Regions from separate parts of the Mus musculus genome. Here all the other regions are linked to region 1. Evidence: chromatin contacts called from ENCODE Hi-C data. All regions are on one chromosome and are shown on one strand. The core of a region is the stretch at or near the end of the contact, and the rest is flanking DNA. Distances in the headings are between cores, read along the strand shown. Region 1 holds the start of Ddx23 (DEAD box helicase 23). Region 2 holds the start of 4921515E04Rik (RIKEN cDNA 4921515E04 gene). Region 3 holds the start of Cdh6 (cadherin 6). Region 4 has its middle 24 kb from the start of Sub1. Region 5 overlaps Cdh6 (cadherin 6). Region 6 holds the start of Il7r (interleukin 7 receptor). Region 7 holds the start of Slc45a2 (solute carrier family 45, member 2).

The links. A loop is a pair of places that touch in the nucleus more often than their neighbours do.
Region 2: a loop to region 1 is called in a map of T-helper 17 cell, with 30 times the contacts of the local background. The contact joins the promoter of 4921515E04Rik here to the promoter of Ddx23 in region 1. A Hi-C loop is called at or near these places in 2 of 37 maps with a recorded cell type or tissue (T-helper 1 cell and T-helper 17 cell).
Region 3: a map of regulatory T cell shows a loop between it and region 1 (17-fold over the local background). The contact joins the promoter of Cdh6 here to the promoter of Ddx23 in region 1. A Hi-C loop is called at or near these places in 2 of 37 maps with a recorded cell type or tissue (T-helper 1 cell and regulatory T cell).
Region 4: a loop to region 1 is called in a map of T-helper 1 cell, with 20 times the contacts of the local background. The contact joins the enhancer-like site here to the promoter of Ddx23 in region 1. A Hi-C loop is called at or near these places in 4 of 37 maps with a recorded cell type or tissue (T-helper 1 cell, T-helper 17 cell, T-helper 2 cell and 1 more).
Region 5: a loop to region 1 is called in a map of T-helper 1 cell, with 13 times the contacts of the local background. The contact joins the enhancer-like site here to the promoter of Ddx23 in region 1. A Hi-C loop is called at or near these places in 2 of 37 maps with a recorded cell type or tissue (T-helper 1 cell and T-helper 17 cell).
Region 6: a map of regulatory T cell shows a loop between it and region 1 (28-fold over the local background). The contact joins the promoter of Il7r here to the promoter of Ddx23 in region 1. A Hi-C loop is called at or near these places in 4 of 37 maps with a recorded cell type or tissue (T-helper 1 cell, T-helper 17 cell, T-helper 2 cell and 1 more).
Region 7: a loop to region 1 is called in a map of T-helper 2 cell, with 13 times the contacts of the local background. The contact joins the promoter of Slc45a2 here to the promoter of Ddx23 in region 1. A Hi-C loop is called at or near these places in 2 of 37 maps with a recorded cell type or tissue (T-helper 17 cell and T-helper 2 cell).

The regions. Positions count from the first base shown.
Region 1 is chr15:98,661,210-98,664,785 of GRCm38, forward strand. Ddx23 (DEAD box helicase 23) reads right to left here and starts at 1,680. Exons shown (of 17, transcript NM_001080981.1): 1 at 1,614-1,680.
Region 2 is chr15:18,368,036-18,371,511 of GRCm38, forward strand. It overlaps 4921515E04Rik (RIKEN cDNA 4921515E04 gene), which reads right to left and starts at 1,592. Exons shown (of 12, transcript NR_045711.1): 1 at 1,363-1,592.
Region 3 is chr15:13,171,442-13,175,160 of GRCm38, forward strand. It overlaps Cdh6 (cadherin 6), which reads right to left and starts at 2,234. Exons shown (of 12, transcript NM_007666.4): 1 at 2,073-2,234.
Region 4 is chr15:12,018,121-12,021,911 of GRCm38, forward strand. No RefSeq gene overlaps it. Among named protein-coding and RNA genes, the nearest start is that of Sub1, 24 kb to the left of the region's middle. Within about 2 kb of position 1,574, at least 1 of the 3 ENCODE cell types and tissues checked has a DNase peak (open chromatin) inside an H3K27ac peak, as active enhancers do.
Region 5 is chr15:13,029,462-13,032,777 of GRCm38, forward strand. Cdh6 (cadherin 6) reads right to left here. Exons shown (of 12, transcript NM_007666.4): 12 at 1-3,316. Among named protein-coding and RNA genes, the nearest start is that of Gm35018, 61 kb to the right of the region's middle. Within about 2 kb of position 1,388, at least 1 of the 3 ENCODE cell types and tissues checked has a DNase peak (open chromatin) inside an H3K27ac peak, as active enhancers do.
Region 6 is chr15:9,528,038-9,531,325 of GRCm38, forward strand. It overlaps Il7r (interleukin 7 receptor), which reads right to left and starts at 1,839. Exons shown (of 8, transcript NM_008372.4): 1 at 1,624-1,839. The coding sequence starts at 1,705.
Region 7 is chr15:10,998,628-11,002,306 of GRCm38, forward strand. Slc45a2 (solute carrier family 45, member 2) reads left to right here and starts at 2,094. Exons shown (of 7, transcript NM_053077.3): 1 at 2,094-2,574. The coding sequence starts at 2,190.

The sequences.
Region 1 (3,576 bases), core at 430-2,929:
ATCTACCAGAGGACCTGAGTTTGGTCCCCAGCATCCACATGATGGCTGGCAAGCAAGCACCTGCAATCCCAGGGGATCCTGACGCCTTGCTGTGACCTCCTCAAACACTAGGCACTCAAGTGGTGCACAGACATAAACACATGAAAAACACCCATACATACCACCACCACCCCAAAAAACACAAGAATGAGGAGAAGTCAAATCATGAAATTGTTAGAAACCAGGGCAAAGGTGCTTGGATTTCAACTTAAAACCAAGAGTAGGAACTAGAGATTTGGGGGGGAAGTGGAAGTTACTGGTGACTTTCACTACAGCTGTAGGGAAAAAAAGGAAAAGGAAAACAAAATAAAGACAGGGGGCTGGGGAGATGGCTCAGCGGTTAAGAGCACTGACTGCTGTTCCAGAGGTCCTGAGTTCAAATCCCAGCAACCACATGGTGGCTCACAATCATCTGTGATGGGATATGATGCTCTCTTCTGGTGTGTCTGAAGAGAGCTATAATGTACTCAATCCACTAAATAAGTAGATTTTAAATAAGAAAAAGAAAGAAAGAAAATAAAGAAGACACTAAGCTTGAATGGCGTTTGTCTGGGACAGAATGAGAACTGTCAATAGAAGCAAAATACACTGTTAGGGGCCCGTGCAAAGGCATGTGACTCTCAACGTCATCTCAACGAGAACATTTGGAGAACTTTAAGCAGAGTATAATACGACCAAAAATTACATTTGAAAAGAATTACTCTGGTGACTTACAAGGAAATATGTAGACTTGGTTTTTGTTTTTTTTTTTTAATTACAGAAAATGCTTAATAGTCTACAAGTGTAATCATAGCACTAGGAAGGTGAAGGCAGTACTGAGCGTCCAAAGACAAAATGGACTAGGCTGCATACTGAATTCAAGGCCAGCTTAAGCTCCAAAAGACCCGGGCTCCAAAAGACCCTGGCCGTGCTTCCCAGTTCTCTGTAGGGCAAAGGCCAATTGTTTTCATTTAATTGTTCATCAAGCGCTACTATATATGCAACATTCAGCTGTAGGCCCCGTGGAAACTACAAAATGAAATTCTGTCCACAGGAAGCAGCAGATGGCACAAGACACGCCAAGATAAGAACGTTCAGGCGAAGAATCCAAAGTTGCCGGTCCTTTCCATTCGTAAAGAGGATATGGAAGGGCCCACAGAGGAAGTGGCTCGTTTTAAAGTACGAGTAGAATTTGAAGATGTGCAACTGTGGGTTAGGGTTAGAACTAATCTCCGGCCGAAGCACTAGTTGGCAACCCCGAGCCGGAAGGCATGGGGTGGGTTCTGGGAGCACATTAGAGTTCCTGTCTGGCCGAAGTAAGGAAACAAGAATTAAGTCAGACTGACGTATAACAAGGGCGATGTCCACGGGCCAAAGTCTAGGCTCATAATACAGTCCTGGAAGTGGCCTGTGCCCTGGGCAGCCAACACTGCTCCCGGGGCCCGCGCCCCTTTCACTCTTGCCCGCCGGAGCTGCCCTGGCTCGTGCCCCTTCCCTGAGGCGTTCTTCCCCTTCCGGGCTGAGGCTACGGCTATCTTCCCGCTCCTCACCCACTCTCCAAACTCGTGGGAGCCGCCTCCACCGCCAAGACTCACCACCCCGCGCCTGAACCGCCTAACGCGGCCTCAACGTCGCCGAACAGTCGCCATCTTTCGCGTTTCCAGATCACGGAGGAGCACCCAGGCCGCGCGGCAAGCCGGGAAAGGGAGTTCCTGGGCCTGCACCACGCGAGCTGACGAATAGGCCCTGAAAACTACCAATCCCAGAATGCACGGCGCGAGGGCCGGCCAGGCCGTAAGGTCTTCTGGGTAATGTGGTTTGCCAAAGGTTCGGTGTTTGTAGGAGAAAGAATTTTCCAAGTGTTGTCTTTCTACTTACAAGGTTCTTCCGCAGCAGTCTTTCTGGAATCTTCTAGTAGGTATTGCAGTTGATTTCAGTCAAAGCTGGCAGCTTTCAGCGAGAAAGTTTATACGGTAACAAATAATTTGCTTTTTTTTTTTTTTTTAAAGATTTATTTATTCATTATATGTAAGTACACTGTAGCTGTCTTCAGACACACCAGGGAGTCAGATCTCATTACGGATGGTTGTGAGCCACCATGTGGTTGCTGGGATTTGAACTCTGGACCTTTGGAAGAGCAGTCGGGTGCTCTTACCCACTGAGCCATCTCGCCAGCCCCCCCCCTTTTTTTTTGAAAAGTGTTTTTTATAAAAATTGTGAGAGAGATTATTGCCTCCGTGGATGAATGGAAGATAATGAACTAAAGATTAGTTCACTGGAGTAGCTTAGTACTTCACAATGAAGGTAGTACAGTTTTCACAGTAGAACTACTCCAGTCACAGGAGTAACCTTGGGGCCCCGGCAGGATGAATGCCTGAACAACCCCAGGGTACCCACTGTCCCCCTACTCCCAATAAATAATAAACTAACATTTCAGAGGTTTCCCTGGAAGGACTTCCCCCTCAAGTATCTTACTATTTATTCAACATTCCTCATGGGACCTTGCTTCCTCGTTTCCCTGGTCTTCAGGAACTGCCCACTTGGGCTACTTGTTATTGTTGATGTCTTCCTTCAGGTTCTCCATACATCAGTCCACCGAATTTTTCTTCTAGTCGTAGACCCACTTCCTTTCTCTTGGGTTCAAACAGTACCGTCAGCACCCGCTGAAACAGAATACAACATTGTGCGAGGTAGGATGGTTGAGATTAACCAGGGTACCCACTGCCTCCTTTTACATTTTCCATCCTCGGGTTTGCTTTAATCCCACATAGTTGTTGGTCTTTCTACTTTAAATTTATTCTATTTTTATCTGCATTGGTGTTTTACCTACATGCATGTCTGTGTGAGGGTGTCAGATCCCCTGGAGCTGAAGTTATAGACAGTTGTGAACTGCCCTATGGATGCCGGGAATATGAACCTGGGTCCTCTGGAAGAAAAACCAGTGCTCTTATCCACGGAGTCATCTATCTCTCTAGCCCCAGGTCTGGTTTTTCACTCTGGGTATTTTTTCAGTTCTCAAACAGGGTCTCAGAATACACCCTAACTAAAAAACTCAGCTACGCTGACAGTGGCTCAATGTCCTATAAGGAGACTTTTGGAGAGCTCTTGTAGCCTCTGATATTGCAAATTCTAGTGCAGGGAGGACTTGGTCAGTCTGAATCTACTGGGTATAATGAACACTAGAGGGCTCTCCACTCTCAGAATTAAACCCTAACACCACCACCCCCCCTTTTAAAGAAAATAAAAAATAAAAAGGAAAGAAAGAATTTTTTTTTTTTTTTGTGGTTTTTCGAGACAGGGTTTCTCTGTATATCCCTGGCTGTACTAGAACTCACTTTGTAGACCAGGCTGGCCTCGAACTCAGAAATCTGCCTGCTTCTGCCTCCCTAGTGCTGGGATCAAAGGCGTGCGCCACCACGCCCGGCAGAAAGAAAATTTTAAAAAAAGAAGAAAAAAATTCACACACAAACCAAAAACTTGACTGACCAAGGATTGGTTGGAACTTTTAAAACCTTCCGTTATTGTTTGACAGTCTTCCAAGTGTCTGGCTCCAGGCTT
Region 2 (3,476 bases), core at 342-2,841, about 80 Mb before region 1:
TGCTTCTCAGGAGTCCCTCAGTGACCAAAGACACAGGTGAGAATTTTGCCCAAATACCCATGCCAGCTGGGACACTCACACAACCCAGCAGACTCAGGACGTACCCACCCTTCCAACCCCCACCCTGAGCTCCACCTCCTTTACAGTTTACTTCTCCATCCAGGTTAGACCAGTGCCAGATACCAACCCAAAAACTACAGCCTGTAATTCTCCTAGGAGTTCCATGGTAACCAAGGACACAAGAGGTCTACATTAACCAGGGTCACAAGAGGCCTGCTCTAACCAGATTTTAAAAAGAGGCCCACACTAACCAGAGACAACACTGTTTGCCTAGAAGGAGACCATCACAAACTCACTTCACAGAGCTCTACCTGCCCCCAAAGAGGCCAGTTCCAGTCAGAGACACCCTGGCCAGTTAACAGAAGAACGAGATGGACAGAGGCAAACATAAAACCATAAGCAACCTAATTCAATGCACTATTAGATTGGTACTATTAGGACCTAGTTATCCTACCAAGCAACGCTCCTTCCCTAACACACATGAAAAGCAAGACTTAAATTCCCATCTCATGGATACGATAGAGACCTAATGTAAGATATCAAGAACTCTCATAAAAAATAAAGGAAACAACAGAAAGCTTATATACTCGAACTTGATCATGGAAAAAAGGAAGAAAGGGAGAGAGAGAGAGAGAGAGAGAGAGAGAGAGAGAGAGAGAGAGAGAGAACAGAAAGAAAGAAAAGACTGATCTTGGTTCCAGATCCCTCAGTGACTAGTCTGGACAGGTGAGTGTGCGGACTACAGAAGCTACACAGCTTCTGGAACAGACCCCGTTTAGGCGCCAGACATCCAGGCACCTTCCCCGCCAGAGGAGAGGTATTCACACTGCCCAGGAGGGTTCTGATGCTGAGCACCTGGGGGAGGCATCTTGGGTCCCAGATCCCACAGTGACTAGTCTGTGCCAGTGAGAGTGTATATTACAGAAGCTACACAGATTTTTAGACAGGGAGAAGCAACACAGCTTCTGGGACAGGCCCTGTTTCAAGCCTTCATCTTCAGCCAGGAGGCAGGTCTGAACGCCAGATATCTGTGCACCTTCCCTGAAAGAGGACAGCTTGCCTACAGAGAGTACTCTACTCACTGAAACTCAAGACAAAGCTATACTCCCAGGTCTGATAACAAAGGCTAACAGAATCACAGGAGGAGCAAGCTCCAACCAGAGACTACTATAACAACTAGCTCCAGAGGTTACCAGATGGCGAAAGGCAAATGTCAGAATCTTACTAACAGAAACCAAGACCAATCACCATCATCAGAACCCAGCACTCCCACCTCAGCCAGTTCTGGATACCCCAACATACCTGAAAAGCAAGAATCAGATTTAAAATCATATCTCTTGATGCTGGTAGAGGACTTCAAGAAGGACTTTAATAACTCACTTAAAGAAAATAGAGTAGAACACTGCTAAAGAGGTAGAAGTCCTTAAAGAAATAAAGAGAAACACAACCAGACAGGTGATGGAATTGAACAAAACCATACAAGACCTAAAAAGGGAAGTAGACACAATAAAGAAAACACAAAGTGAGACAACAATGGAGATAGAAATCCTAGGAAAGAAATCTAGAACCATAGATACGAGAATCAGCAACAGAATACAAGAGATGGAAGAGAGAATCTCAGGTGCAGAAGATTCCATAGAGAACATCCACACAACAATCAAATAAAATGCAAATTGCAAAAAGATCCTAACTCAAAACATCCAGGAAATCCAGGACACAATGAGAAGACCAAACCTACAGATGATAGGAGTAGATGAGAATGAAGATTTTCAACTCAAAGGACTGGCAAATATCTTCAACAAAATTATAGAAGAAAACTTCCCAAACCTAAAGAAAGAGATGCCCATGAACATACAAGAAGCCTACAGAACTCCAAATACACTGGACCAGAAAAGAAATTCCTCGCAACACATAATAATCAGAACAACAAATGCACTAAATAAAGATAGAATATTAAAAGCAGTAAGGGAAAAAGGTCAAGTAACATATAAAAGCAGGTCTATTAGAATTACACCAGACTTCTCACCAGAGATAAGGAAAGCCAGAAGATCATGAACAGATGTTATGAAGACCCTAAGAGAACACAAATGCCAGCCCAGGCTACTATACCCAGAAAAACTCTCAATTACCATAGATGGAGAAACCAAAGTATTCCATGATAAAAACAAATTCATACAATATTTTTCCACAAATCCAGCTCTTCAAAGGATAATAAGGGGAAATCACCAACACAAGGATGGAAACTATACCCTAGAAAAAGCAAGAAAGTAATCCTTCAACAAACCTAAATGAAGACAGCCGCAAGAACAGAATCCCAACTTTAACAACAAAAATAACAAGAAGCAACAATTCCTTTTCTTTAATTTCTCTTAACATCACTGGACTCAATTCCCCAATAAAAAAGACATAGACTAATAGACTGGCTACACAGAAAAATCCCAGCATTTTGTTGCTTGTAGGAAACCCACCTCAGGTAAAAGGGCAGACACTACCTCAGAGTGAAAGGCTGGAAAACAATTTTCCAAGCAAATGGTCCAAAAAAAAAAAACAAGCTGGAGTAGCCATTCTAATATCGAATAAAATTGACTTCCAACCCAAAGTTATCAAAAAGTCAAGGAGGGGCACTTCATACTCATCAAAGGTAAAATCTACCAAGATGAATTCTCAATTCTGAATATCTATGCTACAATTACAAGGGTAGCCACATTCTTAAAGAAACTTTAGTAAAGCTCAAAGCACCCACTGCTCCTCACACAATAATAGTGGGAGACTTCAACAACCAATGGACAGATTGTGGAAACAGAAACTAAACAGAGACACATGGACACTAACAGAAGTTTTAAAACAATGGATTTAATTGATATCTACAGAACATTTTATCCTAAAACAAAAGGATATACCTTCTTCTCAGTGCCACATGGTACCTCTTCCAAAATTGACCATATAATTGGTCACAAAAGAGGACTCAACAGACACAAAAATATTGAAATTATCCCATGCATTCTATCTGATCACCACGGACTAAAGCTGATCTTCAATCACAACATAAATAATAGAAGCTAACATTCACGTGGAAACTGAACAACACTCAACTCAATGATTCCTTGGTCAGGGATGAAATAAAGAAAGAAATTAAAGACTTTTTAGAGTTTAATGAAAATGAAGCCACAACATACCTAAACTTATGGGACACAATGAAGGCAGTCCTAAGAGGAAAACTCATTGCCCTGAGTGCCTCCAAAAAGAAACTGGAGAGAGCATACTCTAGCAGCCTGACAGCACACTTAGAAGCTCTAGAACTAAAGGAAGCAAATTCACCCAAGAGGAATAAACTGAAGGAAATAATTAAACTCAGGCCTCAAATAAACCATGTGAAAACAAAGAGAACTATTCAAAGAATCAATCAAACCAGGAGC
Region 3 (3,719 bases), core at 984-3,483, about 85 Mb before region 1:
CTGAAGAACCTGATCACTTCCTCTGCTTCCAAAGTAAGGCACAAACCATAAAACCGGGTAAGAAGGGCTCTCTACCTTTTATATCACTTTGTTAATTAGAATACCAGCAAGAGAAAAGGGAGAGGGTGAGACACAGTTGTTCTCCGTTGGATTTCTTTTAAGTTTCTGAGCTCTGCATCAAGAATATGGCCTCTGGTGTACCCTTTGCCCTCTCCATGACGTCATGAAGCTATCTGCTTTAGCATATTCCCTTTCTGGTCACAACTGGTTTTCAGATTCTCCAGAACACCAAACACAGAGTCAGGCAAGTGCTCCTACACAAAGGACTGTGCTCAAGCTAAATTGGGAGGAGAGTTTGTTATCTTCTCCTCGCTCCCCCCCTTCCCCCCAAAGCAGAAAGAATCCCGAGGATTTTCCCTTTTCAGGTAAAACTATCAGCAAGAACAGAAAGAAAAAAGCCAGCTTTGGCCCGCATTCACATGGCAGTTACTCATTCTCCCGAGGAGTTGTGCATTAACTGGCCACATCTCTGGCTCCCTTAGAATCACAGGGAGGAGTTTGCACACACACACCCGCCCCTGATAATTAACCACCGCAAAAGCTCACAATTAGCATTCTCCCCCCCCCGCCCCCCCCAACACAGAAGTACGCCCCAGACACACTGTTAAAGGAAATAGCTTTTCTGGTTCGCACTGTGTGACTTCAGTAAGTGAAAGTGAAGAGACACAGACCGATAGAGCTTGCAGTGACTATCATAAAAAAAAAAAAGTGTCTTCATAGGAAAAAAATGAGTGGGAGAGAGAAATGTGTGAATGTTCCACGTGATTAAACTTCTTGGTTCTTGAATGTTCTCGGTAGTAGTTAAGTTAGGCAACCAGCCCCTTGCATACAAAGACCCTCACGTAACTTCCCATAAAATATGGATTTTATTGCAGCAGCGACAACATTTCTCAGTACCACATTGACCTCGCCAGCATCTCCCATCTCGAGATGGACCGTAACTCTTGGCAGGCGAATAACTACGGAGGAGGAAGTGACCCCAGCTCTGCGGCATTATAGGACTCCGCAACGACCCGCCTTCATTAAATTCCACATGAACGCCTTGGGGACTTCACTCTTGCATCTGACACCTCACATCAGACGCACCAGACCTCCTGCTCTCCAGTCTAAGGAAGGCATTCTCCCTCAGATGTGTGTGTGTGTGTGTGTGTGTGTGTGTGTGTGTGTGTAGCCTTGGAAGAGCACCAGCGAGCGGCGTCTTCCACATGACTTTTCCCTGGACAGTGTGCTCCATTTTCGAAGTCCAGTGTCGGACTTGCCTTGCAACCTAAGCATTTCTGCTCTATGAAAGCCTGAAGGCATTGCTAGGAACATGCGAGCTAACAGTTTTCTTTAAGCTCGTTCTCTCGGCCAAACCATCTCTGTAAGTTTGCCTTATTGGGAACATTCCAGAGTTTCCCGACTACCTGAATTAATTTCTGCGTTACTCTCAAAGCCATAAAAAAAAAAAAAAATCCCATAACTCAGGCCAAGCAGTCACCACACAGACCCTTGTATTGTTGGGTAGGTGGAAATCAATCAAGCCCCAAACGGCTCCACCGCTCCGGCACTCACTAGCGCCCTTGGTAATTGACCAGCCAACTTTGCAAAGCTAGGGCTCCACTAGCCGCCTCCGCCAGCCCCGCGGAGTGGACCTCGGCAGCAGCTTTCTCTCCTCCACACTGTTCCCTGCCACCCCCCGCAGAACCCTAGGCGTCTCGGTCTTACCAGGCGGCGGAGGAGCGGCGCCCAGGCTCCCCGGGAAGCGGCGCCGGTCCTGGGCAGAGGCAGCAGCGCCACCAATGCAACCGGACTCGCGCGCAAGCCCGCCCGCACCCCAGCTCCCAGCTGAGCATCCCTCCCAACTCCGTGCACCGCAACACCCGGCGCAGAGGACCGCTCTCTTTCTCTGATTGGCTTCCATCAACGCTACGGAATTAAAATAATAGCTATGTATAAAGAAGAAAGAGAAGGCAAGGGAGAAAAGAAACGCACGCACAAGCTCCCGCATTGGCAACAGAGACCGAACCCACCTCGGTTTGCCTTCCGGCTCCTGGGGACACCCTGCCACTCGCCCAGGATGCTCCTGCCTCCACCACGGTCTTCTGCTCTGTGCTTCTTGCTGCTGTGGCTGGAACTGCAGCTCTCGGGATGGGAAGGTTACGGCTCCAGAGAGCTGGCTCTTGTGGGCACACACTGATTTGCAAGTGAATGAAGTGGGAGGGAGCAAAGAGAGGAGGACTTTGTTACAGAGGCCCAGTGCCTGCCCCCGCCCGCCCCCTCCCCTTGACAGAATGACTCCCAGTGTTTGAAGTCCGGAGCAGTTCGCTCTCTGGAACACTCCCGCTGCCCCAGGCTTTCCCTTCCTCTTTTTTCTTATATATTTTTTAGGGGGGACGGCTTAAGACATACTGAGAACTTGTGTGACTCTATCTGATCTTTCTTTTTAAGCTATCAAAATGCACCGTGTTCAATTACCAGCAGCGGTCGGATGTTCTTTTCTAATAGCCCAGGCAATTAAGATTCCCGGGGACACGACATGGTACGGCGTGGCGCTGTGAGCCAGTTTGGGGGGGAGACAGTACGCACGACCTGCACTCGAATAAAATAACCCCGGTCTTCTGAGGTAACAATACCGACGGCTGTTCTGTATAACATAAACAGACGCGAGCAGACAGATTCATGAATGTCAGTCTTTGCTTCTCTCATCTCAAGAACACTTTTTCCCCCCTTGTAGCTTCTGGAGCTCTGGCGCTGTTGCAGAGTGGGTAACCCCAGAGAGCTGTAGCATGAAGTCATATGCCCCCGAGAGTGTAGAAGCGGTTCAAATCCAAACGCCCCGGGCTCATCAATGTCTTCGTGGCTGATCCATCTTTCTAAATGAGCAGATAGCAGGGCACACTGAACTAGCAGAATAGGATATATATTGATATTTAAGACGTATTTGTTGTGTTGAGATCTTTCTGGGAAGTTACTGAAGCAAGATAACGTCTATGTGAAACTCCTTGATACACATAGCTGTCTGGATGGGTGTCCTTATACTCGAGAAGAAGTGACTTCTCTGAAGGGACTAAGCTGCAGAAGTCTTAAACACGTCAAAGCATTGTTAAAGGAGAATCATGCCTTTTCTGCCTAGGAGATGCAGACACGTTGCAGTCAAGCACTATTGGATTAAGAAAATTAAATCTAATTACCACAATGGTTTCACCCCGGGTCAGCCACAGACCCAAGCCAGCTGTTTCTGCATGTTACAAGCTCGCAGCAAGATTTCCATTGCATGGTGCTTTAGTGACATTCCAGCCACTTGGCTTCTGAGTGATCTAACTAGCTAGAGGTCGGTCTTCTTCCCAAGAGAGCTCTTACTAGAAAAAAAAATCTTTTGTGTCCCTAATAGAAGTTGAGGCATTTTAATGAAGCCCAAATCAAAGTATTTCTTCCAGGCAGCCGGTGCTTCAAAGAATTGTATGTGGAACGGTCTTAGTCCAGATGTTCTGCACATGGATGCTGGCAAGATTTGAAAAGCCATCCTTGGGATGAGGAGATAGATGCCTGCAGTTTGCAGAAAGGAGGCTGAACATGGTCTCTTCATGTGGGTATTTGAACTGCAGTGGAGGAGGGATGGGGGAGAGGACAGCTGGTTCACATTCATTCATTCCTCAGGTTGTAGACTTCTTAATTTG
Region 4 (3,791 bases), core at 324-2,823, about 87 Mb before region 1:
GGTGGCTTTGCAGATTCCCTGAAAGAGTGAGTAGAGGAGAGAGTAGCAGGAGGAGGAGGAGGAATAACAAAAAAAAAAAAAAAAGCTACAAACGGGGTCGTGTTTTAGACCATGAACATTTCAAGGGCAGGCTGTATACATTCCTGGCACTTTTTAAAGGGGACAGCCCTTGTACACTGTATCCTACTAAGCCTCCTATTGGTTATTTCTGCAGCTTTGCCCCCCCCATAAGACTGGGCCCAAGGGCCCTGTAAATATCCAGCCAAACACAAAATTCTAGAGAGTGCAAGAGTTATAGGTCTCTGGACTTTATAGTTTTTATGTTAAATTAGTTAAGGTTTCCAAAGAAACACAATCAATAGAATATAAGGGGTGGGGGGAGATGCAGGGAGCAAGACTGAAAGACATTGGCTCAGGGTTGAACAGTTCAAATTTGCAGGGTGGTTCAGCAGGCTGGGGGCCCAGAGGAAAGGTGACGACGCTGCTCAAGTCCAAAGCGGCGAGCAAGGCAGGCTCCCTGCTCTGCCTCTTAGCGTCTGCGTTCTTTTTTGTTAAAGTCTTTGACAGACTGACACACTCTGGATAATGAGGTGTTTGACTCAAACCAGAAAAGCATCACAGCAATATCTAGCCTGGGGTATGACCAGGTGGACGCATAAAATCAACTGTCACAGTAGTCCTGTCCTACAAACGGATCTAAGAGACCAGGGCTACATCTGAGTGGAGGCCGACAGACAAGCCCCCCTACGGAGTACCTTTGCAGAGATCTGGACTTGAACACCATAGAGAGTCAGCAGTGTCAGCCTCTGTGTGCCTAGTTACTCCATCTTGTGCAGACTACAACTGCACTGGAATCCCAGGCCCCCTCCTCAAATAATCCCAATGTTAGCATGAGCCCCTCCTACTTGGTGTCTTGTTGATCACCTCGCTGCTACTTCATGGCAAAGAGTGGATCCTCCAAGTAGACCCACACCAGAGTTACTGCATGCATTAATGTGAGGGCTTGGAGCCCTTCTGGAGAGGTCACAGGTTGGGGTCCAACAGCCAAGATAAGCAAGCATAACAGAAAGATGGCTAGCAGGGAGCCAGACATTATATTTGCCACTAACAAATCTTAAGCACCCTACCCGTTTCTCTACATAAAATGGCAAGGCTGGACCCGTGAGCCAAAGTTGTATGTTTCGTGCCAGCTTTAGTGAGTTTTCATCCCATTACCCCACTGCACTGTAGGCTCTGATTGATTGCAGGCGGTTCCACCCATAACCAAACTGACAGCATTTCGGTATTGTGTACACAATATACGAAGAAACTACAGACTGCACCCCTGCATCGAGTGACTTCAGATCTAATGGAGGAATGATTCCATGATGGTGAATTCAGCAAGGAACACTCTGGTAAAACCTTAAACTGTGGAGATAATGCAAAAATCAGTACTATCTGGGCGTTTCTGGGGACAGATGGGTAACAGGCACAGCACACGGATTTTTAGGGCATTGAAATGTCTCTGTATGAGACTATGTTGGAGGGACATATGGCTTCCCACATTGTCCAAAACGCAGGTAGATAGCGCCAAGAGCAGGCGGAATGAAAACGATGTATTTTGGGGAGACTGTGCAGTGTCGGGTTCACTGATTTGCACCCACGGCGGGGAGGGAGGCGTACGGGGTGACAGTGGGGAAGGTGATCCACGTGCAGAGGCAGGAGTTACGGGTGGAGGTGCTAAGGGGGTGTCTGTGCATTAGTTATAAATTAAATAAATAAATTTTGGTTTTGCCCTTTTTAAAAATTTTTTCTTTTAACATCTGAAAAATACATTCCAAGACTGGTTCAAGTACCCGTGATTTCATGGAACACCCATCTCTGACAGCCTTTCAGCTTCTTGTCTTTAGGCTGTCTCTAGCAGTCACAAGATGGCTGCCACAGCTCTGAGCTCTGTATCTTTCAACGAGCATAGGGAGGCGTCCTGAGAGAAAGCACACCTAATGGGGCTATTTGCCTGGTACGCTCTGACTTCCCTCCCCCAGGAAAGAGTTCTTGGCAAATGTACAAGAGATGCCCGCTTTTTTCTTTTCAGCTGTAACTCTGCCACGCTCAGCACCAGAGGATAATCCTGGGAAATGGACCTGCTATGATTTGCCTCAGAATGCTTTTGTCCCGGCTGACCAAAGAAGGAAGAAAATGGCTTGAAGGATGAGAAAAAAAATTGCATCCATATATAAATGCGTGTATACACAGAGATTCATTTGTTCATACAGAGAATGCACATTTCTTTACTATGTATAGCCAAAGGAAAATTCAGGTATTCATCTATTTAGAGGGAAAATACACATATTTACTTTCGATACATAAAATCAAAAGAAAATACAGCTCATTGTATTATCATGGAAAAAATACATATCTATATATTTTCTCTCTATTTTTTCTTTCAAAAGAGAATTCTAGAAAATGTTACTTTGACAGAAAGACAGGCAGCTTTTCTCTATAGGTGTGCTTAGCTGGAATATCCACAACAAAAGACAATTATGGAAAGAAACACAAGCATGCCTATTGACATAGAGACAGCACATGCCACACAGAGGGAACATCAATGAAAGCAGCTCAAAGTGGTGCCTGAGAACTCTGGCATCTTTAAAAAAGAACAGTACATTCGTAGAGAAAAGAAGAGGCAAAGAAAAGTGGTTTTCCCGCTTCTAGCTGTGGGAAACTATGGTAAGGTGGCCACAGAGAGGGCGCCATTAGGGTAAGGTTTGGCTGCAGAGGCGTCTCTGGGACGGCCATCCAGGAAAAGAAAAGTACAGTGTTCTTGAACAAAGTAGGTAAAGGGAAGAACTTTTCACTTTGCAGCTTTCTAACTGTCTTTAGCACACATAGATTTTTTAAGACTAGGGGGCAAACTTTCTATTCTGGTGTCCTTCAAGTCAGGTGACCAAGACACAAGCAAGGGCAAAGGGGAAAGTCAGCTCTGAGGCTAAGCACATAAAGTATAAAGGGGACGAGGGCGGTGGGCGGGGACGAGGGCGGTGGCGGGTCTCACTGATTATACTGTCTTGGGTCTTTTCCTTTTAGGGCCTAGTTCCAGGTGACAAAGTCGGGACTACAGGAGGACATTGTAGCTGGTGTTCCCAGCATCAGGACTGTTGGCTTGCTTCTGAGAACAAATTCCCCCAGAGCTTTGGGGGGGGTTGGGGGGGAGGTCATTAAGGTCTTCTGTGTTGAATGTGCAAGTGAGAACAGAAAAAAACCAGTTTCCCTAACATGCATGTACTGATTTCCTCAGATATGCATCCCTGTGGTAGAGTTTCCGGTTTATAAATTCGGAAGACAGAGATTGGGGATAACTACTACTCAAATAAAAAGGTTATAAGAAAATATTATAATAAAAGTTATTTTAAACTAATGAGTTATTAAAGTAGGCATGCTAGTACACTCCAATGACCTCTGTATACCAGAGGTAGAGGCAAGAGTTTAAAACCATCCTGGCCCACGTGGCAAGCTCCAGGCCAGCAAGGGCTATATTCAATAAAATAAAATAAAATAGGATCACTGGCCAAGCCAGATGGTTCATCAGGTAAAATCACTTGTCACCAAGCCTGACAACATGATTGCCAAGTTTGAGAAGTCTGATGACCTGAATTCAATCCTTGGAATCCACAAGATAGTAAGAGAGAACCTGAAACAGCCACCACAAGCCAGCACACAGAGAGAGAGAGAGAGACAGAGAGAGACAGAGAGAGACAGAGACAGAGAGACATGCACACACAAATCAGTCAAGCAGTACATGAAAAACAGAA
Region 5 (3,316 bases), core at 138-2,637, about 86 Mb before region 1:
TTACAGAAGGTGCTCCAGATATATTTACATAAGTAGCATTAGCCTCACACGAAAGACCAAGATCTCATTACAGAGGGCTGCTTTTTCTACAACACTGAGTCCATTTCTCATTTGTCAAATAACCTCATGTGAAAGGACATTTGAGTTTGTGGTCCAAGGGTTTTCTTCTTCTTCTTTTTCTTTTAAGGGAATTAAGCAACTTGTAAAAGGTCTTTTGAAATTAATCTAATAACCGGGTGTCTCCTCGGCTAAGTGCCCTAGTCTTGTCTGAAATATGGCGGGTAATGGCCTTTGTTTCCGTTTGACCTCCTCTTAACACTTTCATCTGGTGGCTCTGGCAGGCTAACGTTCCCCCCAAATTAAAAAATGAGAATGCACCATAAATAAGGTATTACAAAATGGGGAGATTAAAGATTGTCTCAGCAATGCTTAAATTAAATCGATGATGCAGAGACCATAAACTCCTGGCTTTAAAAATGAGCTATTTCTTTATTAAGTTTTAACAAGTCTGTGAGCCGATGTATTTGCTTCCTAACAGGGTATTGCTCTTTGCATTAAATATTGTCAGGGTCTGGTATTTTCAGTAGAGAATTACCCCTTTTGAAAATTATTCTGTAAAGATGTCAAAGGAAGATTTAAAACTCTGCAACCATGATCGTCACTGAACTCTGAGGAGACCACAATGTAATTCCACTCTCTGGCAAAGAAAACACGCTTGTCAGAACTCAGGATGCAACCCATCGTCCTGAAAATGGCCACACTAGTTATTAATCTTTCTGCCCGTATAATCTGAGAAAGAAGGTTGGGTGGAGTGTTAGTTTAAATACAGTAAACTGCCTGTATCCTGCCCCCCCTTCTACAATGTAACAATTCAAAAATAATTTCATCTAAATAGAGTAAAAAATAAAATTACAGCAAAATGATTTTTTTAAAAACAAAATGGAGCCTGTCTTTTAAAATAGCAGATATTTTTACTTCTTAGAGTGGTTTTCCAAAGTTGTTATGCTACTTCAAACATAGTATTTGGGGGCTAAGAGAATTTATTTGGTGGCTGTAAAAGAAAAGGCATTTATTTGATTAGAATAAGCACCTCATTCAAATATTTAGCTTGCACCTAGGAATCAACTGTTTTTTTCTTTTTTGCTGTTATGTTTCTATGGTGCTCAAGGCTGCAGAATCTCAGAATGCCTTGTTGATATTTTATAAATCCTTTTCCTCTAGGAAATACCTGCTTCCACGATAAAGCATTCTACATAGAATATTGTTCATGAGACACACAGATTACATAATGGAAACATTAACAAGTTATTTTGGCTTCTCAAAACTTGGCTCTTCTGAGATCCAGAGTCAGTTTCTTGTATAATAACACTTTGAGGAGTGGAAATGAGAACTAAGCCACATATTTTTATCCTGAATTAAAATGAAATCACCAGCTTTGTTCCATCTGAAAATAGAGTGACTCTCTAGCTGAACCTCCAGAATGTGAAAGTAGGGAAGTCGTATTTACATTGCCCAGATTTCCACTCCTAGGGTCTCATGAAATGGTCTGCACATCTTTCCAAATTGATTTATTTACTTATTTGAGGACAAATGTTTTCAGATTTTTCTGAAGAAAGCAGATAGTGAGGGAATTTTAACCTAATGCACAATGGCTCAATGTTCTTTAAAATCTCAGCTTATTCTAGGAAGCATCATAAGAAGTTTAAAGACCCTCTTTCTGATGAAAAGAGGTTTAAAGTTAGACAGGCATCAGTGCTCTTGAAACAACCTTGTATTACTACCCAGTCTGCTTATGTTCAACAAAGCAAATGCTAAAGTTGGACCCCTCCTGCTCTCTTGTCATTCTCATTGCCTGTGTCTGTAGATCAAGATACAGATAATATGAAAAGTGGGCTGAAAACTGTGTTCTCCCCCTCCCCCCCAGAACGGCATTTCAAGTTGGCTCAGGACTCATCCCTCAAAGAAATCTGTCCGTGGGGATGTTCTTAACCTGGTATTTTGGTGGGAAGCAGAAATTCAGAGAGAGATGAAGTTGGAGTTCCCATTTGCTGTGTGATGATTCTTAGAGGCAAGAGTTTCTCTGAACTTGACACCTACAGGACTCAAATAGTTCAGTTTCTTTGCAGATTTGCTTCCCCAACAATCTTTGCGATAAGACAATAAATAGTTATTTCAATATTGAGTCATAGTCATCTATTCTTGGTATGATGTGTGATTTTTCAGGGTGAGATTAAAAAAAAACTTTGACCAATTACCTGGCAGACAACTCAACTTCCTTTCAAGGAACACTTGCACTCAGAGGAGAGGTCAACTTTATCCCAAAAGGTTGGAAATTGCTCTTGTCAGCCCTTGGAAATTTAACACCAAACTTCACACCAGAAGCTCAAAAGGGCAACTTTAGATAATACCTTTCTTTTTAAGAACTATGTTTCTTGGTTCAATTTGTCACATAATGTAAGATATAAGATAGAGCATTCTAATTTTACAATAAACTGTGTAAAGTGCAGTTCTTGTGATTCTTAGTAACTCTTATTAATCTTCCTTGGCTATCTTTTTTCATTACTTACCTGCGAATGGAATACATTCAGTGAAGCCACCTTGTAGCATTTGTTTGTGTTCCTGTGTGTGTGTATGTGTGTGTGTATGAAGAATTAGAAAAATAAAACCTAAAAGCTGGAAATAGCCTAAGCATGAAATACTCATCACTATTCGGGATATCCCATCACAAACAGGAAACCATTCAGGAAATACAAAGGGCAATGTGGTTGTAAATATATATATATATATATATATATTTTTTTTTTTAAACTGTATTCCAAATTCCGCAGTTCTCCCGTTCCACAGGTGCCACCTTTACACCTGGGTAACACACCTATTTAAAAGTCAACTAAACAATAGTGTGTTTCTACACAGAAAATGTGTTGATAAAACCTCACCCTGAAATGGAGATGATACTAAGATTATCTCTATAAAATGAACATTAATTGAAAATAAATTCCTATGACTATTAAGAGAAATCAGCACATTCTTAAGTATATATTATATATGTATGTACAGAGCCTTTTTTTTTTAAAGTTTTCAAATGAGGATGTTTTCATTACAGTACTTTGGAAATTTCTGATGACTGCACACTATGAGAATCTAATGGGGAGAGTCATTAGAACGGTCATATGAAATAAATGATTTGAACCTGCCAGAAGGATTAACTGGGTTCAGTTGGGTCCCCTGGATAATAACTGACTAAGAGAGCCTAACTGCATAATTAGAGCAATAATAGATTGTATGGATTTTATATTACTTTTCTCTCATAGTTGAG
Region 6 (3,288 bases), core at 589-3,088, about 89 Mb before region 1:
AGCTTGAACTGTCAGGGCTTTTGCGGTTCCCTTTGCTTGATTTGACTATCCTTTAGTTACTAGAAAATTGACTAGTAGATTGCTGCCAGCACAAAGTGGGAGGTATCGTGACATGCCTATGTGACGCATATGGGTGGTTATGATCATCAATCTAAAAACATTTCAAAATTTAAAAAGGTGAAGTGAAAATCCTGTTTAACAGCAAGAATTTTTACTTTTTTTTTTTTTTTGTAAGAAATAGCATGGCCAAGAGGGAAGCATAGGGGCAAAGGATTGTACCAAACAGCAGCATGGTTCTCGTGCTTCCTGCCAGCTATTTGCACACATTTAACATGAGATAATGACTCTCCCTCACCAAGTGACTCATGCTCCGTCATGCTGAAGAGTGTGACTCCTCTGATGATTCTCTTCATAAGAACATGCAAGGGTTTTCCATCCTTGCTGATTACAAAGTAAAGTCACACAAATATCTAAGCTTAGGATGCACAACTAAAGGCATTTGACTGAAGAGCTAAACTACAGAGCTAGGCTGATGTGTATTGATACTGTGCATAAAGAAAATACAGATGTATTTGATACAAGCTTATGCAATGTAGCTTTAACTGGTCTGGAACAAAGATGATTTTTCTGTCTCAGCCTCTTAGGCTTCAGGACTACAGGGATGTACTACTGCACCCAGTTTAGGAATGCACATATAGGCCAGCCATGGTGGTGTCTGCCTTTAATCCTAGCACTCAGGAACCAGAGGCAGGATGCACACACACACACACACACACACACACACACACGCACATACACAAAGACACACACACACACATTCCCCTTTTAATGGTGTGTGTGTGTGTGTGTGTGTGTGTGTGTATGAAAACAGTTTAATTAATTTGTAGAAACAAATTGGAGATTCACATTCCATGTAGCTGCTGTGTCTGCCAGAGACGTTTGAGTACAGTCCTGTAATTAAAATGCCTATTTTTAAGAAGTCAAGGTCTAAGTATTTTATGGATTCTGAGGAGAATTATGATGACCATATAATGGATTCTCTGAATATAAAAGCAACCCTGTGTATTTCAAAGAAGACACCTTCCTTAGCATACTACTGAATTATTCATCAGCAATCTAACATGAATCTGCCAAAGCTAAAGTATGTTGAAGAAATACATTATAGAGTAACTTCTAAACTCTAGACACTAGAAATACAGTTTTGGTGAATACACAAACCTCTCGTTTCTGGCCATTAATTTATCATGGGTATCTAGGGTTTTAGAACTCCATAAACAGTCAAAACAACAATGGCTTGATTTTTCAGTCTAATACAGTTTTGGAAGCGATCATCCAAAAAGCTCCAACAAAGAACTGATATGAGGTTTCTTTTTTGAAATTACCAGCATACATCCACATTTATGAGCCAGAATTTGAATGAAACTCAATGCTTCTTGACAGTTCTTGAGAGTTACAAGCCATTTGCAGTATTGTCATCATTCCCTCTGTCCTGGTGATTAATACCCACAAAACAACCTAATTAGTGCTAAATTCTTGCTTGCCCTGTTAGAGAACTGTGTAACTTGATCATATATGCTACAGGTAATCTGAAATCCTTTAAAAAAGGAGTTAGAAATGACTCACCATCCTGGGCATTTCCACTTTCTCCAGAAACAGCTTGAATTAAGCAGAAAACTATAGCGAAAGCTCTACCCAGAGCCATCATTCTGAGAGAGAGAGAGAGAGAGAGAGAGAGAGAGAGAGAGAGAGAGAAAGAATAGAGAAGAAGCACGCTTGTATGTGCAAGTGAATGAGAGAGAGGGAGACCCAAACCAGCTCTGTGCCTGCTAAACCACAGACAGGGAACTATGAACATCACAGAAGAAGGCAAGTGCCAGAAACAGGAAGTCTGAGCAAAAGGATTGCTGCTGTAAGCAGAGGTAGAGAAAACGGAGAGGTAGAGTGTGACTTTTTTTTTTCCTGCATCTTGGTATTCCCTGAAGCTCCTGAACTTAACTGCTTACTTTTGAGCAAGGTGGTAGACTTCAAGTGATGCTTCAGATGATCTCAGGGTCCAATGTAACAGGATCACAAGGCCAAAATCCACACTTACGATGCTCCTCAGTTGGTTGGGGATGCTCTTGTTTTAGGAATAATGATGCTAGGATAGAGTTGTCCCACTTAGGGCTGAACCCTCAATGGTCACGCCCAGTTCTCTGCTCTCTGAGAGAGAAGTGAGAAAAGAGCTTCTCTAATGAGAGGCAAGGCTGCACTATTCTATGGGTATAAGGACAAATGTCTAGAAGACAGTTTGATACTCTGTCTTTTAAACAAACAATAGTCCTGTGTTTTCCCCTATGCTCTAAGACCTCCCTGGCACGGGTTCGTGGTCAGATTTATAGTACCAGCCATGAAACACTCCCCTCAAGAACTCAGGGAACACCATGGAGGAGAGAAGGAAAGATCAGAAGAGGCAGGAGCCAAAGAGAAATACAGTGAAATTATCTATTATAAAAATAATAGGATCTTTGTGTTCATAATTTCACAGAAGCTATGGTTGTGACACAAGACTGGCATGAGATCACACCAATCCACATTCCAATATGGACAGAGCAGGTGTTCAAGAGGCCACATCCCTAGCTGAGGCCCTCCTGGCAGGTTGACAAATACCAGGCGATTAAGAGTTAGTTTTCTTTAAAAGTGTGTCCCATGGTAGGTTGCTCAAGCTCTAGTGGGCAGTTATACACTCATGAGCACAAGAGCTGAACTAAGTAGGTTCTGTGGATCCTTTTCTTAAATCATTTTAAGAATTGATTAAGTTATTTATTTATCCTAAATTCTGACTGCAGCGCCCCCCCCCCCATCCTTTGCTCCCAATCCCTCTTTCTCCCTTCCCTCCAACCTTCTCTAACATTCTTCCATTTCTCCACAGAAAAGGGGAGGCCTCCCTTGGATATCAACCAGCCTTGACATATCAAGCTGCAGTAAGACTAGGCACATCTTCTTCTCTCGAGACTAGAAAAGGCAGCCCAGTTAGCAGAAAGGCTTCCAAAGGCAGGCAATGTAGTCAGAGACAGCCCTGGCTTCGGTTTTAGGAGTCCCACATGAAGACCCAGCTGCACAACTGTTACATATGTGCAGAGGGTCTAGGCTTGTCTTGTGCATGATTTCTGGTTGAAAGTTTAGTCTATATGAAAACCTATGTGCCCAGGTTAGTTGATTCCGTAGTATTTCTCAATGTGACCATGACCCCTCTGGGCATCTTCAATCCATCCTCACTCTCTTCCATAGGATTCCCCAAGTTCCACT
Region 7 (3,679 bases), core at 844-3,343, about 88 Mb before region 1:
TTTTTATTTCTCTCTATTGTAAAGTAATTACTAATGGATACCTGTGTCTGTTACTATATAGCCTTCTCTGCCTGGAGATCAGACTATACAGTGTTTCCTTCATCTTCTGCTCCTTGTTGATTTTCTACTAAGCATGCTTTCTCCTCCTCCTCTTCCTCCTCCTGCTCCTCCTCTCCCTCCTCCTCTCCCTCCTCTTCCTTCTCCTCCTCCTCTTCTTTCTCCTCCTTCTCCTCTTTCTCCTCCTTCTCCTCCTCTTCTTCCTCCTCCTCTTCTTTCTCCTCCTTCTCCTCTTTCTCCTCCTTCTCCTCCTCCTCTTCCTCCTCCTCTTCTTTCTCCTCCTCTTCTTCTTCCTCCTTCTTCTCTTTCTTTTCTTCCTTCTCCCATCTTCTCCTTTTCCTTCTCCTCCTCCTCCTCTTTTGCTTTAGGAAACCTGGAAACCCAGCTTCACAAAAATTAAATGGAAGGGATTATAGAACAGTCTTACCATGAAAGCTTGAACTGCCTCAAATCTGCTGCCAAAATGTTGTTTCACCGTTGACTTGATTTCAAAATTTAAATATTCTGGGTTTAAATATACACATGAGTTGTGTATAATATTTGGGTGCCTTGATACACAGTTTGAGAAACATCAAATTAGGATCTGCCTCGGGAAGAGCAAAGACGAGGCACACCAAGAATTTAAAGTTCTGCCACCAAGCCTTATTCCTGAACTATTTTTAAAGGCATTTTTTTTTCCTAAAAGATTTTCCCTGCCGGATCCAGTAAGGAAAATGTGACCCACCTGACGTCTTTAAAACAGAGAAAATTTAATTAGAAGAATGCATTTATGATACAAATCAATGTAATATAGTAACATTAGTAATATGTAACAGGCTCTCTCTCTCTCTCTCTCTCTCTCTCTCTCTCTCTCTCTCTATATATATATATATATATATATATATATAAATGAGTAATAAAGGCTCTCATATATATATATATACATATATATATATAAAGAGTAATAAAGGCTCTCATATATATATATATATATATATATATATATATACATATGTATATATATATATATATATGAGTAATAAAATGACATAGTGAGGCTATCCCGGTATGAGCAGAATCAAAGAGCCAGGACTAGACCTAGGGCTGCAGTAACAATAGCTACGGAGAGTTAAAGGGACCCAGCAGTCCAGTGTGGCTACTAGACAACTACTAGATTCATAGTGGGCATTCAGTCAATGCCAAAAATATCTCAGGATGAAGAAAATTGGGACATACTTGGTTTTTTTGTTTGTTTGTTTGCTTGCTTGTTGTTTTCCCACCCCTGACTTTTCACCAAAGCTTCCTGCTGTCCAAGTATGCCTAGAAGCCAGGGAGCAAGGGAACCTGGGAAATGTAGTCCCATAGGGCCAAGTAAAGTAGGCGGTGACTGGTACAAAACAGACTGTATATACTCTATTCATTCAACTCCTGTTTGTTAGCAGATATTTTGGGAGGACCTAAGAGGTGCAAGGCTAGATGCTAGGGATGCCATAACGACCAAAATCGACCTGATCTCTGTCCTGAGAGCAAGACCGGTTAACACAGGATGTAAAAAGCACCGAGTGCAGCGAGAGAGAAAAGTTCACGGAGTTAAGTGACAGCCAGTGGTTGGGGTGAAGACTGGGGCCTGGCACAGTTTTAGCTCTAGTTAATTTGTCTTTTAAGCTTTGGGTAGAAAGTGTGAATTCTGGAAAACAGAATATCCAGATCTATAGAGAGAAGTTTATAGAAATTATTGGATTATTTACATTTTTAGTTAGTCTCTGTCTAAGGAAACTTTATGATTTTTAAGCTATGAAACTAAGAGGTGTACAATTGTGTGTGTGGAAAGACAGACAGAGAGAGAGAGAGAGAGAGAGAGAGAGAGAGAGAGAGAGAGAGAGAGAGAGACTGACTGTGTGAAGGAAGATCTTTAGAGAGGCACAAGCATTCTAAGGACCCCGAGGGCTCACAGCAGCTAATCTCTGTCATGCTTCCGAGTGCCAACGCCCCCTTTGCTTCTCACCGTAACTTGTGATCTTGGAGGCATGAAAGAATTTCAGCCCCTCCTCCAGCCTGACCATCTCTGTTGGTTGCTCTGACAGGCTCCATGTCAGACCCGGTTTGGAGCACAAATCTGAGGACCACGCAAGAAGGCTATTTTCTCCGTGGTCATGAGTGGAAGCAATGGGCCGACTGACACCCATACCTATCAATCCTTAGCCGAGGATTGCCCCTTTGGCTCTGTGGAGCAACCCAAGAGATCCACAGGGAGACTTGTCATGCACAGCATGGCCATGTTTGGCCGAGAGTTTTGCTATGCGGTGGAGGCAGCTTATGTGACTCCAGTTCTGCTCAGCGTGGGCCTGCCTAAGAGCCTGTACAGCATGGTGTGGCTCCTAAGCCCCATCTTGGGATTCCTGCTCCAGCCTGTGGTGGGATCAGCCAGTGATCACTGCAGGGCCCGTTGGGGTCGCCGGAGACCATACATCCTGACTCTGGCCATTATGATGCTCTTGGGAATGGCTCTGTACCTCAATGGAGATGCGGTCGTATCAGGTAAGTGGATCGCACAGATCCCATAGTTAACTGCTGGGTTAAAATGTCATCAGTATTTTTTAATGCCGCATAGAAAATGGCTAGAACTAACGTTCTCTCTCTCTCAGCATGCAGTGACCTCCCTCCCACCTTTGGATGACCCCGAGCCTGGGGCTGAGGGGCTTTTACTTCCAGAACCATCTCGACGCTGCCTTTTATTATTGCAAGGTTTTAAAAATGGGATTGAGCTTATATCTATTTCATCAAATTATATTCTTAAAAATTATTTTTATTTATTTACCAGTCGAAGGAGTTTTGAGCCACTTATGCCTCATGGAAGACTTTGTTAAATTGTCCAGCTATAAGCCTTTGTAACAAACTACCTGCTGTGTACAAATAAGGCCTAATTCTGGGTGCTTAACATTTTAATTGGTTTAGGGCACAGGCCTGTCAGCTCTGGGAGTGCTTTTGCATTGCAAATTCTGGACGAAGAATTTGGTGTTAAAGCAATATTTCTAGCTGCAAATTAGCTACTAAATTCTATGTACTTGGTGACAGTATATTGGAAAAGAGACCCTGAGGGGCACATATTTCAATACCATTTATGCCAGTAGGAAGTGAATGAGTATGATACAGCTCAAGCAGGTACCATTTTTATATATTTAGGAGGATGTACAAATATGGAAGTGTGAGATATAAATAGGAAATATAAGTACTGGAGGTAGGAAAGAGAGGAGAGGTTTATTTTTCTCTTTTATACAGGAATGTTTCAAATATGTTCATATATTACACACCACTCTTAGGTTAACAAAGCAAACTATAAATCAGGGAAACAACTTTATCATTCTTGACAGATTCGGTAGATGGACAGAGCATACAGATAGAACGGATCTTACATAGGTGTTAAAAGCGCTACAGTGCCTGTCTCGATAAACCAAAGGAACTGGAGAGGGTTGGTTGGGGATAGACAAGGTTTTCATTTGTCTGGGCCATTCAAAAGTGTGCATGGAAGGGCGATGGAGCCACAAATTCTCATACTCACTCCCCATACCGGCCAAGTCAGAGTCCTGGAAAATGGGGCCAGCAATCTGTATTTTGACAAAACAGTTAGGATGGCAGTCAGGTA